2 separate regions of the Homo sapiens genome follow, and region 2 is linked to region 1. Evidence: chromatin contacts called from ENCODE Hi-C data. All regions are on one chromosome and are shown on one strand. Each heading gives the region's core, a stretch centred on a gene start or an enhancer-like site at or near the end of the contact. The rest is flanking DNA. Distances are from core to core; before and after follow the strand shown. Region 1 overlaps CCDC149 (coiled-coil domain containing 149). Region 2 holds the start of ANAPC4 (anaphase promoting complex subunit 4).

What was found. Hi-C counts contacts between places; a loop is a spot of excess contacts on that map. Pooled maps may share reads with other maps.
Region 2: a loop to region 1 is called in a map of IMR-90, with 3 times the contacts of the local background. The contact joins the promoter of ANAPC4 here to the enhancer-like site in region 1. A Hi-C loop is called at or near these places in 1 of 168 maps with a recorded cell type or tissue (IMR-90), 1 of 37 single-sample maps with no recorded cell type and 4 of 50 pooled maps.

What each region holds. Positions count from the first base shown.
Region 1 is chr4:24,855,476-24,858,773 of GRCh38, forward strand. All of the region lies in intron 3 of CCDC149 (coiled-coil domain containing 149), which reads right to left. Among named protein-coding and RNA genes, the nearest start is that of CCDC149, 56 kb to the right of the region's middle. RefSeq lists enhancers at 957-1,457, 1,458-1,958. Within about 2 kb of position 1,281, at least 2 of the 41 ENCODE cell types and tissues checked have a DNase peak (open chromatin) inside an H3K27ac peak, as active enhancers do.
Region 2 is chr4:25,375,867-25,379,024 of GRCh38, forward strand. ANAPC4 (anaphase promoting complex subunit 4) reads left to right here and starts at 1,397. Exons shown (of 29, transcript NM_013367.3): 1 at 1,397-1,478; 2 at 1,552-1,690. The coding sequence starts at 1,562. RefSeq lists a silencer at 1,100-1,519 and enhancers at 1,640-1,699, 1,730-1,799.

The sequences.
Region 1 (3,298 bases), core at 31-2,530:
GAATCCCTTGAACTGGGATGGTGGAGATGGTGGAGGTTTCAGTGAGCTGAGATCATGCCACTGAACTCCAGCCTGGGCAACAAAGAGAGACTCTGTCTCAAAAAAAAAAAAGGAAGAAAAAAGAAAAAAAAGAAAAACATTCATCCCCTTTGGCTGGATTTAATCAAGCCCTGATCTCTACTCACTTATTTGAGAACATTACTCAGTAACTCCATCGAATTTTTCAGCCCCCTATTTGCAAAGCTCCCATCTTGTAATATTTGAGTTCTAATTTTCCCAGATTTCTGTTCTCCTAAGACAAAAATTTAGTGATGGATGAGGAAAATCAAAACCTATTTTGTAGGTAGGAAAGCAAAGAAACATGAGACACTGTGAACAAATGACTGCCTTTGGAAATTTCCCTAAATGGGAGGAATCAGAGAGAAGAGGCTGCATTCTGATCATGCCACTTCCTGGGTTGGGTGACATGACAGGAGTTTCTTAATCTCTTGGGTCTCCCATCTGTAAGACAGAGCTAGCAACACATAGTTATTTGATCTTTAAATAATGAACAAAGAATGCCTACCACAGTGCCTGGCATCATGTGTGGGCTCACTAAAGGTGGGTTACCTCCCTCAACTGTGCCCACTCCGTGGTTGCTACTCCAACGCTCAGTGAACAGAGCTGTGTAAATGCAGCGAAGGCCTCTCCTTGGACACAGCTGACTCCTTTGCAATCCTGCCCCTTTATTGTTGATTATTTGTTCATTCATTTATCTGACAAATATTTATTGGGCACCTGGCATCTGCCTGGCACTGTTTTAGACCTGGAGATACAGCAGCAAACAATACAGACAAAACCCTTGCCCTTAGAAACTGACATCGAATGGGTGACATTACATTAACTACATTATATTACAATAGAATATATAATGAATCCGTGTGCTAGATGATAACATGCTGCAGAGAAAAATAAAGCAGGCAAAGGGAATAGAATGTGTTGGAAGAAAGGGCCGCAGAAGGTTTCACTGAGAAGGCCACATTTACATCAAGACTTGAAAAAGGAGAGAGAGAGCCTTGTAGATATCTTGGAGAAAAAGTCCCAGACAGGGGAAAAGGCAAACAGGCTTCCCTCTCTCCCTCACCCCATCACATCTCAAAACTTCCATTTGAAAGCGCAGCTCAAGGCCACAAGAGCAGGCTGACCACAAGGACTACAGCGAAGTCGAGAGATGACTCAATTCTTGATTTTCGTTTCCTGGTTCCCCCTCTCCATCCACAGCTCTCCTTCCTTAGCTCAAGGTGTCACATGTGGGCGGCCTCTGCCTTTCCTCCACGGAACTCCAGAACATTCCCCAGACATTAGCTCATTGATCCTTTTCCCTGGCAGCAAACATAATCCCTCCCTACCAGATGGAGGGCCAGGCCATTGGGCAGCAGTGACTGTCCCTGGGGAGCAGCGGGAGGAGCAGCCCAGCGCTTGCTCGGTCTGGGAGCTGGCTGCCAACTGCACATTCAGGTGAATCTCAGCATCCCCATCTGGAGAAGATGCAGCAAAATTCACCTAAACCTTCATTTAGCGGAAGAGAGGTCCAAAGAAATGTCTGTAAGGGCAACAATGAAAACGTAAAAAAAGACAAGGGAAAAAAATCTCCAACCTCCCTAAGCTTCCCTTTTTAAATCAATATTTCCTTAGTCTCTGGTGGGCAGGAAGACCCTGACATTCACTGACCAATGTAACTGCAGTGGCTACATTGGTAGCTACTGTATGGGTAAACCAGTACAACTCAATCTGTTGGTGGGAAAAGAGTTCTCTTTTCTCAATCCATACTAGATCAATACTTTTGTAAAATCTAATAAAAATGAGTTACTAGGCAAATAAATTTAAGAAGACAAGAAGATAAAACCCCAAGTGTGTATCATTAGATTCAACAGACATAAAACCATGCTGTCAAATTGCTATAAAAGTTTCTGAACACTTACTCTCAATTTCTGTATGTATCTTGTCATGGACCAGAAACAATTAGGTTGCAGCCTGGCCCTGGTCCTTGGGCCTCACTTTAAAAAGCACTGAGCTCAAATGGTTTTCCTAGGGATATGGAAACTAGAGTAAAGAAGACACTTTATAAAAATCAGTCAATAATTCCAGTGATGGCCAGGACGGAGGGCAGGGCTGCTTTAGGAAACAGTTATTTAGAGACCTAGTGATGTGATTATTGAAAATTATTTACTCTGGAGCCTGGCTGAAAAGAAATCTACTAAGAGCCAGCATTTCTACATTAGCTGCAAAACAGTGGTTTATTAAAATCGCAATCCTCCAAGTGAGTTCACTGTAAATCTACCCCAGCTTTAAACTTGGCCCCTGGAGTACAGTGGGGTGGGGGTGGCACCACTGCTTCAAAGCAGGTGACTGTAATTTTCTTTTACCTTTAACAGGCTAGATTCCTTGTCAACATACAATTCTTTTCTATTCAGTCCCTCCACCTCCTCAACTCCAAAACAATAACTTTGAAAACTAGAAAATGACTATTCTGATATGGTGCCTAATTCCTTGACATACACCTTAAAGAACAGCAAAAAAAAAAGAAAGTAGTACATTTCAAAGTGCTCAAAATAGAGGAGAAAAGTTCACAGGATTCTTTTGACCAAAAATAACACCCATGACTCACACACATTCACTATAACAATCCATCAAGCTAACACACGGTGCCTGCTTATAATTTATCAGCTATGCAGAGCACTTTGTCTAACTGTTACTGAGAAGGACTCTGTGACCATCAGTTTAGAATAACAGCACTATGTAAAGGAAATGTCAGGGAAAAGTGGCAGCCTGCCTAAGACTGGGTTTCACAGGGAAGGAAAACAAAACCAAGAGATTCTTTCCTCTAAATCTCTTGGGGCAAGAGGCAGCATAAATAGCAAAACATAAAACGGTTTAAAAAGAAGCCTCTTTTAAATATTCAGATCAAGCGAGAGCCAACATTAAAGGTTGACATTTTTGCTCTGATAATAGTGGAATGTTGAATATAGTGGGATACGTGTAGAATCCATATATTTAAGTCACTCTTTCTAGCTAGGAGTTTATTAAAATTGTGATGGGAAAGGGAGGGAAGAGAGATTTGATGAAAACATAGCGGAGAGATTCAAGGCCGAAAGGATATGACAGCTTTCCATTCTGAAACACCTTCCTTTGTCAAGGAACAACTCAATCCCCAATTATAAATGATGCCTGCAGAAGCAATTCACCAAAGCCAGCCCTGGGTGTGGGAACTGGGAGGCCCTGGAAATTCTCTCTGGACAGGGATGATGACTACAAATAC
Region 2 (3,158 bases), core at 147-2,646, 520 kb after region 1:
GTGGGAACTGTCAACAGGTTGACTCATTTAAATGTGTCCTACATAAAGCAACATCAGATGAGTTCTGATTTACAAGTCTGCCAGGCTGGCCTGTGAGCCTCTGGGCAGAGTTCCCGTCCCATGCATTGCTGTAGCCTCAGTTCCTCCACATAGTAAATGCCCAAGTACCTATAGAAGAAATCGTGTGTGAGCCCACACTCTTTTTTTATATTTTAGAGACGGAGTCTGGCTCTGTTGCCCAGGCTGGAGTGCAGTGGCACAATCTCGGCTCACTGCAAGCTCCGCCTCACTGCAAGCCCCGCCTCACTGCAAGCTCCGCCTCACTGCAAGCTCCGCCTCCCGGGTTCACGCCATTCTCCTGCCTCAGCCTCCCCAGTAGATGGGACTACAGGTGCCCGCCACCATGCCTGGCTACTTTTTTGTATTTTTTAGTAGAGACGGGGTTTCACCATGTTAGCCAGGATGGGCTCTATCTCCTGTCCTTGTGATCCGTCCGCCACGGCCTCCCAAAGTGCTGGGATTACAGGCGTGAGCCACCGCGCCCGGCCCTGAGCCCACACTCTTTATTCGTTATGACGGTGCTGCAACTACCAATAAGTTGTGAGGGTTAAATGGGATGAGATGTCACAGTATTATTTGCCTGTTAGGGAGGTTTTAGGGCACGCGCCTCTTCTCTCCAAATTGGAATCACCCAAAGAGTTTTAGTAAATACTGGGCCCATCCAGGGTTAATTTTCTTCTAATTGGTTTGGGGTGCTGCTTGGACAGGGGGACTTTTAAAATTCTATACTGACCCACCAGGACTGACATGAGAACTACTCGCTTAGTAACTGTTAGAGGAGGCGCCAGCTGATCAGGACCTAAAGTTCATATTCTTTTTCATCTCCCCGTTGTCGCTGAAGCCTACCCCATAAACCCCTACCGTCCCTTTGCCCACAGCAGAGAATTTCCGGGAAAACGGGAAAGGTATGCAAGCATGCCCACACACGTGCACACACGGGTTCCCAAAAGACCTGCGTGTGGCCGCAGGGGCCTGCCCCGCCCTTCTCGGGCCCTTTCAGGTCCCGGCGCCCAGCGATCCCACCAGCACCTGGGTCCGGCGCGCGGCTCCCTCCCTCTCCGCGCCCCTCGGGGCTCCCTGCCCCGCCCGCGTGCCCCACCCTTCCTAGCTCTGCCCCATCGCTGCTCCCTGCCCCGCCCACGGGCCCCATCCTACCCCCACCTCGATCCGCCCCTCGCTCCTCCCTGCCCCGCCCACCGCGCCCCGTCCCTGTCCGCCCCTTCTGGCTCTCAGCACCCCCAAGACCGGTGCGCGCCCCGCCCCTCCTCCTCCTCTCGCGAGGCAGTCCCGACGCCGGAAGTGCCTGGAGCGCGCGACAGCGGCGGGGCGGGGCGGCCTGGAGGCTGTGGCGCGCGGCCGGCAGAGGGAGGGGAGAGGCCACTGGGGCCGTGTTAGTCTGCCGGTGGGGACTCTTGCAGGTACAGGCGCGGTCGGGGCTCCTCGTGGAGAGCCGGGGGCTCCTGCCGGCCTCTGACTGGGGTGTCGTTGCAGGGCCGTCCCCATGTTGCGTTTTCCGACCTGTTTCCCATCCTTCCGGGTGGTGGGAGAGAAGCAGCTCCCGCAGGAGATTATTTTCCTGGTCTGGTCGCCCAAGCGGGATCTCATTGCTTTGGCCAACACAGCTGGCGAGGTGAGTGAGCCGGCGGGAGCCCGCCTGTGCTGGGTCTGCTCCCGGGGGGCCCAAGAACACCGAGCCCGAGCCTGTTCATTCGGGCCACAGGCGGCCGGAGCCTCAGTTTCCCCTTCTGCAGACATGGCTGGCCACCTGCTACCCCTTCCCTGCCTCCCAGGACGGCAGTAAACTTTAAGTATATATGCGAAAGGTGATGTCTGTGCTATTTTCGGTACTTTTATGGCTAAAGTAACAGTTTTCACACAGCTTAACACCGTCACGCAATCCTGCTTCCCCAAGTCTTCTTCACTCATTGGTTTATTAGTTAAATGAACTTTTTAAAAAAGCCCACTATGTGCTGCTCATGAGCTAGACATAATGGTAGATGCAGGGACCCTGCCCTAAGTTTGCTTACAGTTTTAATAGCAGTAGGAAGAGTTATTGTCAAACTTCAGCTGCAAATGTGCCTGCATGTAGCTGCCACACAGGATATATTTAAGAACCTGGCTTCTCTTGTCCACGTTTTATAGTACGGGTTGGATAACCACCCTCCACTAAAAATACCTCTAAATTGGACAAGGAAGGCATGCATTGGATTCCAGACAGAACGTGCATGGGTGTTATCAGCATTTCTTGTTCACATAAAACTTCATCGAGTATAAACCAGTTGTACCCAACTTTCTGCTGAGAGTTATTACCTGCCAGCCATTTTGTAAGGAAACCTTCACCTGTGCATCTTTCCGCCTCTGGCTTGAGAGTTATCTGGCCATGTGAGAGTTGTATAGAGCCAAATTTGGAAACTAGGTGATAAGGAAATCTTAGCACCCTGCAGACTGTAGTCTGCACCATGTTATCTACCATGATCCAGTCGCCAGGGTATTGATGTCTAATTTTTCAGGGCCCTCCATGAAATCTAGCTAGTCTCCCTCCGCTGCCGGGATGCTTTGAAACTCTGTTGTGGCTCTAGAGAGCAGCAGGTGGTACCGTCACAGAAGTAGGAGGGAAGGTAGACGGGAGGCACATCCGTGCAATCAGATGGGTAGGCGTGATAGAGGGCACTGTTACATCCATTTTCTCAGTGAAGGAAGAAGCAAGGGCATTGTTTATGGGTGAAGATGGAGAAGAATATATTGGAAGTTTGAGGAGAAAGAAGAGGTATGAAAAAGCTAACAAAGCAGGTGGACTTGGGAAACCTAATAGGATTGCCAGTCAGTGTTAAGACCCACATGAGATCGGTGTTATTATTTGAGAGACACTGGTTGAATAAGGTTGTATGTGTCTCTCTCCGTTCTGTTTGGCTGTGTGGGTGCAGGCATGGTTGGGTTTAACCAGGATTGTCGTTTTGCAAGTATGACAAAGCAAGGCAAAGATGAAAGAGAGTTGAAGTTACGTGCAAGAGGAGTGATTGTGTTTCTGAACTTTGGGTTCTAACCTGATGAAGGAGGGAAGTGAAGGCATGTGTGGGGAGAGGGACAGTGAACAGGTG